Regions from separate parts of the Homo sapiens genome. Here region 1 is linked to region 2. Evidence: read pairs that join two places in POLR2A ChIA-PET (ENCODE). Cell type or tissue: PC-9. All regions are shown on one strand. Each heading gives the region's core, and the rest is flanking DNA. Links, peaks and the distances in the headings are about the cores only.

What was found. Peaks named below come from ENCODE experiments on the same cell type or tissue, not always from the same donor. Only the 100,000 strongest peaks of a DNase experiment are listed, where the experiment ranks them.
Region 1: POLR2A ChIA-PET joins it to region 2 with 17 read pairs; 1 of 35 experiments calls an interaction of 5 or more read pairs at or near these places.

The regions. Positions count from the first base shown.
Region 1 is chr17:50,649,966-50,655,347 of GRCh38, forward strand. The region is part of intron 1 of ABCC3 (ATP binding cassette subfamily C member 3); the gene reads left to right. Among named protein-coding and RNA genes, the nearest start is that of ABCC3, 18 kb to the left of the region's middle. In PC-9, for the core only: no CTCF peak of the experiment used is centred there; no DNase peak of the experiment used is centred there; H3K27ac peaks cover 2,499 bases.
Region 2 is chr17:51,086,216-51,091,597 of GRCh38, forward strand. All of the region lies in intron 1 of SPAG9 (sperm associated antigen 9), which reads right to left. Among named protein-coding and RNA genes, the nearest start is that of SPAG9, 32 kb to the right of the region's middle. In PC-9, for the core only: no CTCF peak of the experiment used is centred there; no DNase peak of the experiment used is centred there; H3K27ac peaks cover 1,723 bases.

The DNA.
Region 1 (5,382 bases), core at 188-5,187, 440 kb before region 2:
TCTGGGTAGAACACAGAATCTTTGTTTTCTAGGCCAACTACCTAAAGAGAAAGAAAAACATTTTACAATTTCCTATTATGATCAGACCAATAATCTAAGAACACCATGTTGTTTTAATGGAGAGAACCAAATTCTAGTTTTGCATCAGTGTAATTTTGATATTAATGCTAGCTCTTATCGCCCAGGCTGGAGTGCAATGGTGCAATCTCTGCTTACTGCAACCTCCGCCTCCCGGGTTCAAGTGATTCTCCTGCCTCAGCCTCTCAAGTAGCTGGGATTACAGGCGCCTGCCACCACACCCGGCTTATTTTTTGTATTTTTAGTAGAGATGGGGTTTCACCATGTTGGCCAGGCTGGGCTCGAACTCCTGACCTCAAGTGATCCACCCGCCTCTGCCTCCCAAAGTCCTGGGATTACAGGCGTGAGCCACTGCACCCGGTCGCTAACTTTTATTCTTAAAAAACTTGTAAATAATTACCTCCTAATCTTAACCAGCTTGATCACCCATAAAATTTCTTTCACAAGATTCATCTTCCACAAACCTCCTACAACTCTTATATCCATTCACTTTTTGTCCTATACTTTCCTCTTCTCATTTTCGAAAAATCAGTCATTTCACTTTAGGACAAAATTTATTCTCTTTTTCCGTTATCAAAACAAAACATCCTCACGTCTTATAGCTTTTCCTTAGCTTCCTTTGTATATTTCTTTTTCATATATTCCTTTTTCTTACCTTCCTTGTATATTTTCATATAGATTTTCCCCCTTATTGTTTCTAGTAATTGTAGCTACATATATTAATTAGAATTCTTAACCCCGGCCAGGTACAGTGGCTCATGCCTGTAATCCCAGCACTTTGGAGTCCGAGGTAGGCAGATCACTTGAGGGCAGAAGTTCAAGACCGGCCTGGCTGACATGCTGAAACCCTGTCTCTATTAAAAATACAAAAATTGGCTGGGCGTGGTGGCGGGCACCTGTAATCCCAGCTACTGGGGAGGCTCAGGCAGGAGAATTACCTGAACCCAGGAGGTGGAGGTTGCAGTGAGTCAAGATTGAGCCACTGCACTCCAGCCTGGGTGACAGCGCGAGACTCCATCTCAGAAAAAAAAAAAAAAAAAAAGAATTCTTAACCCTTAGTGACCTTAATTTCCATGGACATTAGAAAGTAAGCATTTGTGAATTGTGTGTCACACCAGCTGTAGATTGGTAAATCTATGAACCATAATGTCTAGAAGCATGAGCTTTCTCATAGTACAATTTGTCAGTGTGGCACAGAACATGTTTCTCAATGGTCCAAAATGTCTTTAAGTCTCTCTGTAAAAATAAACTGTAAAGGAGGCAAAATTTCATTTGTATCCCTTTAGGTTTTTTGTTTGTTTGTTTTGTGAGGCCTGAAAACTAAATTGTTGTTTGTACAGATTTCCCTCCTCCTCAACTTTCTATTCTTGATGCTAAGAGTGTTAAAACCTTCTGGTGGCTGAGCGTGGTGGCTCACGCCTGTAATCCTAGCACTTTGGGAGGCTGAGGCAGGTGGAACACTTGACCTCAGGATTTCGAGACCAGCCTGGGCAACATGGTGAAACCCCATCTCTACAAAAAATACAAAAATTAGCTGGATGTGGTAGCTTGTGTCTGTAGTCCCAGATACTTTGGCGGGGCTGAGGCGGGAGGATTGCTTGAGCCCAGGAGGCAGAGGTTGCAGTGAGCCGAGATCTTGCCACTTGCACTCCAGAGTAGGCGATAGAGACCCTATTTCAAAAAAGTAATAATAAAACCTTCTGGTATAGGAAGGACATCTTTTACATGGGAATTTTATCTTACATTCATTTAACTCACTTATTTTCAACACTTATGCTTGGATTGCCTATAAAGATGAGATAATAAACAACTAGTCATCATTTTGTTTTTCTTGCTGACAAATTTTATAATATAAAGACAACATAAGCTTGTTTTACCAGTAAACCTAGATAGGAAATCATGCATCTTTATGATATTTAATCCCCAAAACTATGAAAACATGTCTGTTTCAGTCAAACCAACAATATTCTTATTTGCCAAAGATTACCCAAGTCAGATGAGCTGCAAAAGTATTTGAGGTAGTTCTTAATTTTCTGAGAGAATACTTCATTTATACAAGCACTTATTTTTCTTAAAGCCAACAAAATAGAGCTCTTTCATAATTTAATTTTGGAGCATTAAAAGGAGATAAGAAACTATGATACCTGTATCATACATACAGACTTATATAAACATAAACAGCAACAGATCTTACAGCTTTCATTTAAATATCTTAGCCATGTTCCAGGTACAGTAATATAAAACTCCTGAATTTATTAAAGACTATCTGGATCCAAATTGTTCTTCTGGCCAATGGAACAAGATTTCTTGCCCAGATGACTAAAGCTTTTGAATAAGATTCGTGAAGGAGCTTTTAAGATTTTTTTGTTTGATTTCTGTAAGGAACCTATTATAAAGAGGCAATTTTTTATTCATTTAATCTTTTAGATGCCTCTGTGTATCAATTAAAGAATGCATCCCATTGCTTTTGTGGCATTTTTGAACCTTTCTTTTCTAATGCACCTTGCAAGTGAACAGTTTTATCTAGGTCAAAACTTTCCCACTGTGGCCACTGTAACTCTTAAGTTGTCCTCAGCAAAGTTAACCCATTTTTCCAAAAATACACATGTTCCTCATAATTGTTGTTCATGAAGTTAGCCACCGTCCCAGAAAGTGGCGTCTCAGACTCTGGAGTCCCAGACTCCTTAGATTTGGAGGAACTCACTTTCAAAAGGCACCTGCCTGAGGCTTTTAACTGGATCCATTTCAGTTAATTATCAGATCTGATTTGCTCCTGGACCCAGTCCTACTTGACCCAGTCTAAGAATTGTTCAAATAAACTTGGAGAACACAAAACACAAATTCCTGAAGCTTGGAATCTGAGATAGAACTCACCCATGACCTCCAGTTGCTACAAGAGAACAATTGGCACAGTGTGCCCTGTCAGGTACCCTTACTTGGTCACTAAATGCTCCTGAGGGTCACTGGAGTTCTACTTCCGATCCCACTTCTGACACCAATCTGTTAAAAGAAAAGCTTTAGGCCGGGCACGGTGGCTCACGCCTGTTATCCCAGCACTTTGGGAGGCCGAGGTGGGTGGATCACCTGAGGTCAGGAGTTCAAGACCAGCCTGGCCTACATGGTGAAACCCCATCTCTACTAAAAATACAAAAATTAGTCAGGCATGGTGGTGGGCGCCTGTAGTCCAAGCTACTCAGGAGGCTAAGGCAGGAGAATTGCTTGAAGCTGGGAGGTGGTGGTTGCAGTGAACCGAGATCACGCCATTACACTCCAGCGTGGGGGCCAAGAGCGAGACTGTCTCAAAAAAAAAAAAAAAAAAAGAAAAAGAAAAAGAAAAAGGAAAAGCTTTAGACAAATTTAGCAGAGCTTATTTGAAAAAATAAGCAATTCATGAATTCAGCAGCATGCTAAACTAGTAAAGACTCGGCTGGGCGTGGTGGCTCACACCTGTAATCCCAGCACTTTGGGAGGCTGAGGCAGGCAGATCACCTGAGGTCAGGAGTTCAAGACCACCCTGGCTAATATGATGAAACCCCATTTCTACTAAAAATACAAAAAAATTAGCTGGGCGTGGAGGCACACACCTGTAATCCCAGCTACTCAGGAGGCTGAGGCAGGAGAATGGCTTGAACCTGGGAGGCAGAGGTTGCAGTGAGCCAAGATCACACCATTGCACTCCAGCCTGGGCAACAAGAGTGAAACGCCATCTCAAAAGAAAAAAAAAAAAAACCTAAACCAGTAAAGGCTCAAAGAACTCCACCTAACCATGTGGTCAAGTAGTACTTACAGAGAGAAAAAAAGTGACACATAGAAATAGCCTATTTAGAACTCGGCATTTGCTTTATCTGGACAGGTCTAAGCACTTTGCAGTCTGCGATTGGCTGAAAGCTCAGTTGCAATGATTGGCTGAGACTCAGCTACTTGTTACAAGAAACTCTCATGTTAGGTTTGTTTACATATTAAGTTGGGTTTCAGTTCACTATGTAAGGAGGCAGCTTAAGGCCAAATTTAATCTAATTTAACACCTCCAGCTTGAAAGACAAAACCAAACCAAATCAACCAAGAAACAGAAAAAAGAAAATTCAAAGATGTATGAGCATGCATAACTTTGATAAAAATAAAAATAATAATTATTTGAATTGGCAATTAGAAAATAGTTATATCCTCAGGTAACAGATGTCTCTAGGTGGATGAGATTGTGGGTGGTTTTTCTTGTTGTTGATATTTTCTGTGCATCTCTAAAAAACATCTAATGCTTTGCAAAGAACATAAGAAACAGATTAGTACATTAGTGGCCTTGGAGGAAACAATCTCAGTAAAACATGTGTTTATTAATGAATGTATTCCCCCATCCCTTTCCAAAAAAGTTCATAGGTGTAGTTATAGTCAAAGGTAAGAGGCAGTCTTGTCAGAGCCAGTAAAGTAACCAACCATCCTGGTTTGCCCAAGACCAAGCAGCTTCCCAAGACACTAGACTTTCAGTGCTAAAACCAGAGAAGTCCCATCCATACTAGGAGAGTTGATCACTCTAGTCTGTGTAATTTGCAAAGACTCTCCATATCCTTTGGTTCCTGTGAGTCTCAAATCCACCCAGTGAGGTACAGGTGGGCCGGTGGATGGTCACCTCCATTTCAGAAGAGAGGCAGCTAAGGCTCAGGGAATCTCCCTATCCCTGACCCGGGAAAGGCCTTAAGAGAAAGTGGTCTTTTAAACTGTGTGTATATATCACTTTGATAAAATTAAAAATTAGTTTTAAAGAAGAGAGAGGGCCAGGCGCAGTGGCTCACGCCTGTAATCCCAGCACTTTCGGAGGCCGAGGCGGGCAGGTCGTAAGGTCAAGAGATCGAGACCATCCTGGCTAACACAGGTGAAACTCCATCTCTATTAAAAATACAAAAAAAAAAAAATTAGCCGGGCGTAGTGGTGGGCACCTGTAGTCCCAGCTACTCCAGAGGCTGAGGCAGGAGAATGGCGTGAACCTGGGAGGCGGAGTTTTCAGTGAGCCGAGATTGCGCCACTGCACTCCAGCCTGGGCGACAGAGTGAGACTCCATCTCAAAAAAAAAAAAAAAAAAAAGAGTGAGGGCCAGGCGCAGCCGTCACGCCTGTAATCCCAGCACTTTCGGAGGCCGATGCGGGCAGATCACGAGGTCAAGAGATCGAGACCATCCTGGCCAACATGGTGAAACCCCGTCTCTACTAAAAATACAAAAATTAGCCAGGCGTGGTGGTGGGCGCCTGTAGTCCCAGCTACTCAGGAGGCTGAGGCAGGAGAATCGCTTGAACCCGGGAGGCAGAGGTTGCA
Region 2 (5,382 bases), core at 194-5,193:
GTGATCTGCCTGCGTCGGCCTCCCAAAGCGCTGGGATTACAGGTGTGAGCCACCACACCCGGCTGAAAATCCCAATTTTAAATGTGTATTAAGTCTTGGTTTGGAAACGTACAGCTGCCATCCTCATTTAAAATGCTAATCACAGCCATGTGCAGTGGCTCATTCCTGTAATCCTAGCACTTTGGGAGGCCGAGGTGGGCAGACTGCCAGAGCTTAGGAATCTGAGACCAGCCTGAGCAACATGGTGAGACCCCATCTCTACTGAAAACACGATAAAAAAAAAAAAAATTAGCCAGGCATGGTGGCATGCACCTGTAGTCATAGCTACTCGGGAGGCTGAGGCACAAGAATCGCTTGAACCCAGGAGGTGGAGGCTGTAATGAGCCGACATCCCACCACTTCACTCCTGCCTGGGCAATGGAGCAAGACTCTGTCTCCAAAAATTACAGGCTCATGCCTATAATCCCAGCACTTTGGGAGGCCAAGGTGGGTGGTCAGGAGTTCAAGACCAGCCTAGCCAAGATGGTGAAACTCAGTCTCTACTAAAAACACAAAAGTTAGCTGGGCGTGGTGGCAGGTGTGTGTAATCCCAGCTACTTGGGAGGCTGAGGTAGGAAAATTGCTTGAACCCAGGCGGCAGAAGTTGTAGTGAGCTGAGATGGTGCCACTGCACTCCAGCCTGGGTGACAGAGTGAGACTCCGTCTCAAAAAATAAATAAAATAATAAAATAAAAAATAAAATGCTAATCACTAATATGCAACAAAAATAAAAGTTCCTCAGTTCTGATAAGACATCCCTAATAGCTTACACAGGGCACTGAAAGCTGAGTAGGATAAATGTAATACTAACTTTCAAAGAATAATCAAGAATCAAGAAAAAGTAACAAGTGACTGGAAGTTTCTAAATTGCTATCCAAGAAAAATATCCATCAAATAGTCTAGTTTTGGGCCACTGTTTTGAGAAATATCCCTGACAATATAGGTAACCTCATAAACAGAAGTTGCTGTAGGGTAGAATAGCTCAGAAAGCAGAACACTCATAATTACAAAAATACTTCAGAAATGGCATAGCTCTATATAGCAATTAGCAATCATGTGAAAGTGGGAAACATTGATATAAGAATTTATGAATGAGAAAACAGGAATAGAAACAGAGACGGTGTCATGAAATTCAAACAGATGCCAAAATACAGCTCTTGGCAGAAAAAGGTTTGGATTCGTGGTCCTAGTAAGAGTCCTCTTTTTTCCTGGATGAAGGCTGGAGGTATAGCATAAGGGAAGTAATGAGAATAGTTTCTTTGTCTCTATACCTAACCTTTTCATACTATCAACAAAATACTTGGGCAATGAGTGGCATGGGTTACACTAAAAAGAAAGTTCTCAGGGCTTTCTGCTTCCCTTCTACATTCAGAGATCTTAGTTGGGCTGGTAGCACATGAGTTCTGCTGAACCTCATTACTAGGTTTGTATAGTACAAGCATGGCTGACCTTCTTTATTGTTTAATTTAATTTTTAATTTTCATTTACTTATTTTTTAGAGATGAGGTGTTGTTCTGTCATCCAGGCTGGAAGTGAAGTGGTACAATCATGGCTCACTGCAGCCTCGACTTCCTGGGCTCAAGCGATCCTCCCACCTCAGCCTTCTGAGTAGCTGGGACTACAGGCATGTGCCACTATACCCAGCTAAATTTTTTTTATTTCTTATTTTTAGTAGAGACAAGGTCTCACCATGTTGCCCAGCCTGGTCTCGAATTCCTGAGCTCAAGCGATCCTCCTGCCTCAGCCTCCCAAAGTGCTGGGATTATAGGCATGAGCGACCATGCCTGGCCCTGACCCTCTTTTTAAAGTCTTCTTGATTTACTTCAAAGAAACATGTCTGCCTTCTACTTCTATAATTTCCACTTAACACACTAACTGAGATAACAAAAATAGGAAACATCCCAGTCCGTCACTCTGTAGTCAAAGAAAAACTTGTCATAGTTAAGAGACTAGGAAAAAGCTGTTGTAATAGTTAAGCCACACACCTATTCACAATGCCTATTCTCCAAATGCTAGGCAGTTAGGCAGCATGATGATATTTACTACAAACTAGGTAATGTCATTCATAGGACTTATTCTTAGATAAAATAACATGTTAAATATAAAACTAAAACTCTTTGCCCACCCATCCAATAGGAGTACTCACTGTATGAGAGCCATCAAAGACGTATCATAAACATTTACAGTGTAACACGCTAAGTGCTATAATGAAAGCAGAGAGGAAGAAGTGACTAAATCTGCTTTAAAAAAGGGAAGTCAAGGCTGGACACAGTGGCTCACACCTGTAATCTCAGTACTTTGGGAGGCCAAGGTGGGCAGATCACGAGATCAGGAGATCGAGACCAACCTGGCTAACACGGTGAAACCTCGTCTCTACTAAAAATACAAAAAAAATTAGGCGGACTTGGTGGCGGGCGCCTGTAGTCCCAGCTACTCAGGAGGCTGAGGTAGGAGAATGGCATGAACTTGGTCGGCAGAGCTTGCAGTGAGCCGAGATCGTGCCACTGCACTCCAGCCTGGGCAACACAGTGAGACTCCGTCTCAAAAAAAAAAATGGGAGGTGGGCACAGTTGCTCACGCCTGTAATCCCAGCACTTTGGGAGGCCGAGGCAGGTGGGTCATGTGGTCAAGAGATGGAGACCACTCTGGCCAACATGGTGCAACCCCGCATCTACTAAAAATACTAAAATTAGCCAGGCGAGGTGGCACCCGCCTGTAGTCCCAGCTACTCGGAAGGCTGAGGCAGGAGAATCACTTGAACCTGGTAGGCAGGGGTTGCGGTGAGCGAGATTGCGCCACTGCACTCCAGCTTGAGCAACAGAGGGAGATTCTGTCTCAAAAACAAAACAAAACAAAACACACACACACAAAAAAAAAACAGAAGTTGGGCCAGGCACGGTGGCTCATGCCTGTAATCCTAGCACTTTGGGAGGCCGAGGCAGGTGGACCACCTGAGGTCAGGAGTTCGAGACCAGCCTAGCCAACATGGTAAAGCCCTGTCTCTACTAAAAATACAAAAATTAGCTGAGCCTGGTGGTGGGCACCTGTAATCCCAGCTACTTGGAAGGCTGAGGCAGGAGAATCACTTGAACCCAAGAGGTAGAGGTTGCACTGAGGTGAGACTGTGCCATTGCACTCCAGCCTGGGCAACAAGAGTGAAACTCTGTCTCAAAAAAACAAAAAAACAAACAAACAAAAAAGAAGTCGACAGGTGCACCGAAATCTCGGAAATCACCACTAAAGAACTTATCCATGTAACCAAAAACTACCTGTTCCCCAAAAAATATTGAAATAAAATTATATATATATAATTATAATATATATGTGTATATCTACTTATTATATGTATATATATACACTTTATTTTATATATATATATATATATATATATATATATATATATATATATACACATACACACACACACTTTCTTTTTTTTGATATGGAGTCTCGCTCTGTGACCCAGGCTGGAGTGCAGTGGCATGATCTTGGCTCCCTGCAACCTCTGCCTACCAGATTCAAGCAATTCTCCCTGCCTCAGCCTCACGAGTGGCTGGGATTACAGGCACCCACCACCATGCCCAGCTAATTTTTTGTATTTTTAGTAGAGACAAGGTTTCACCATGTTGGCCAGGCTGGTCTCGAACTCCTGACCTCAGGTGATCCACCTGCCTTAGCCTCCCAAAGTGCTGGATTACAGGCGTGAGCCACCGTGCCCGGCCATATATACTATTTTTTTAAAAAAGAGAGAAGTCATTTTAGCTTACTCTAAAAGGAATGGTTTGCCTAAAACCTTTACTGAGATAAAGACATTCCAGGCAGAGGTCACAGCACATGCAAACGTCTAAAGATCATGGCATGCCCAGGTAACTACAATTCACCATTAAATTTTGAGTCGATGTAAAGGTAAACTATAAACTAAAGAATAAGTTGAGAATCTCTCTGATTCACAAAGCGAGTAAAAAAGACAAGTAAGATTCCACTTGGCCAGGTGCGGTGGCTCAAGCCTGTAATCCCAGCATTTTTGGGAGGCCGAGGCAAGCAGATCATGAGGTCAGGAATTCAAGACCAGCCTGGCCAACATGGCAAAACCCCATCTCTACTAAAAATACAAAAATTAGCCAGGTGTGGTGGCAGATGCCTGTAATCCCAGGTACTGGGGAGGCTGAGACAGGAGAATTGCTTGAACCTGGGAGGCAGAGGTTGCAGTGAGCCGAGTCCAGCCTGGGCAACAGAGCAAGACTCCATCTCAAAAAAAAAGATTACATTCATCCATCTTTTCAAAACACAACTTGAGCCCCTATTGTTTTAAATATTCCAAGGTACTGGGAAATGTAGTAAGTTACAAGAGAGCCCTATGTTCTATTGATTGAAATTTAACAGAAGATGAAAGGTCTTAATCATGGGTAATTACATTTTATAAAAAAGATCGATTTACAAAAGATCTTGCATAATTCAACAGTCACCTAATTGAGGTTAAGGCTGATAAGAGATGGCTGATATTTCTGTTACTGCCTAGGTAATACCAACATAGGATAACAGCACAACATTGGTTTACAGCTCAGTCAGGCTTTCATATAACATGATTTCTGAAGACTTTCTGAAATGAGAAGGTAACATTTCAAACTCTGAATATGAAATGAAACTTTTAAAAATCACATAGTTCAAGTCTGCATATAATGTAACCACACTGAAATTACATATGTGAACAAGAAAAAGCACAGGCCAGGCACGGTGGCTCATGCTTGTATAATCCCAGCACTTTGGGAGGCCAAGGAGGGCTCATCACTCAAGCTCAGGAGTTCGACACCAGCCTGGGCAATATGACTCTGTCTCCACGAAACCCTGTCTCCACGAAAAATATGAAAATTAGCCTGGTGTAGTGGTGTGCATCTGTAGTCCCAGCTACTCAAAGGCTGAGGTGGGAGGGGATCACCAAGCCCAGGAGGCAGAGGTTGCAGTGAGCTGAGAGTGAGCCACTGCACTCCAGCCTGAGCGACGGATCAAGACCCTGTATACAAAAAAAAAAAAAAAAAAGGAAATGAATGCTCATAAAAAGTCTAGGATAGTCATTAATGATTTAATGTGACTTAATTGCTTGCCAGTGGCATGACTTTATAAGTTGGTCACCCTCTACTACGCTTGGCAAACCTTAGAATAACCACGATAGGGTTAGGCCAACAGCAAAATCGTGGCAGGAGAAGCGCAGCAGTTTTTTTTGTTTGTTTTTCTGTTTTTTTGTTGTTGTTGTTGTTGTTTGCATATTATAAAACCACATTAGCCCTGGAAATTCCAGAGAGTCCCCTCAGCACAAGCATTTGTCAGATCACTCAGGTATGTTGG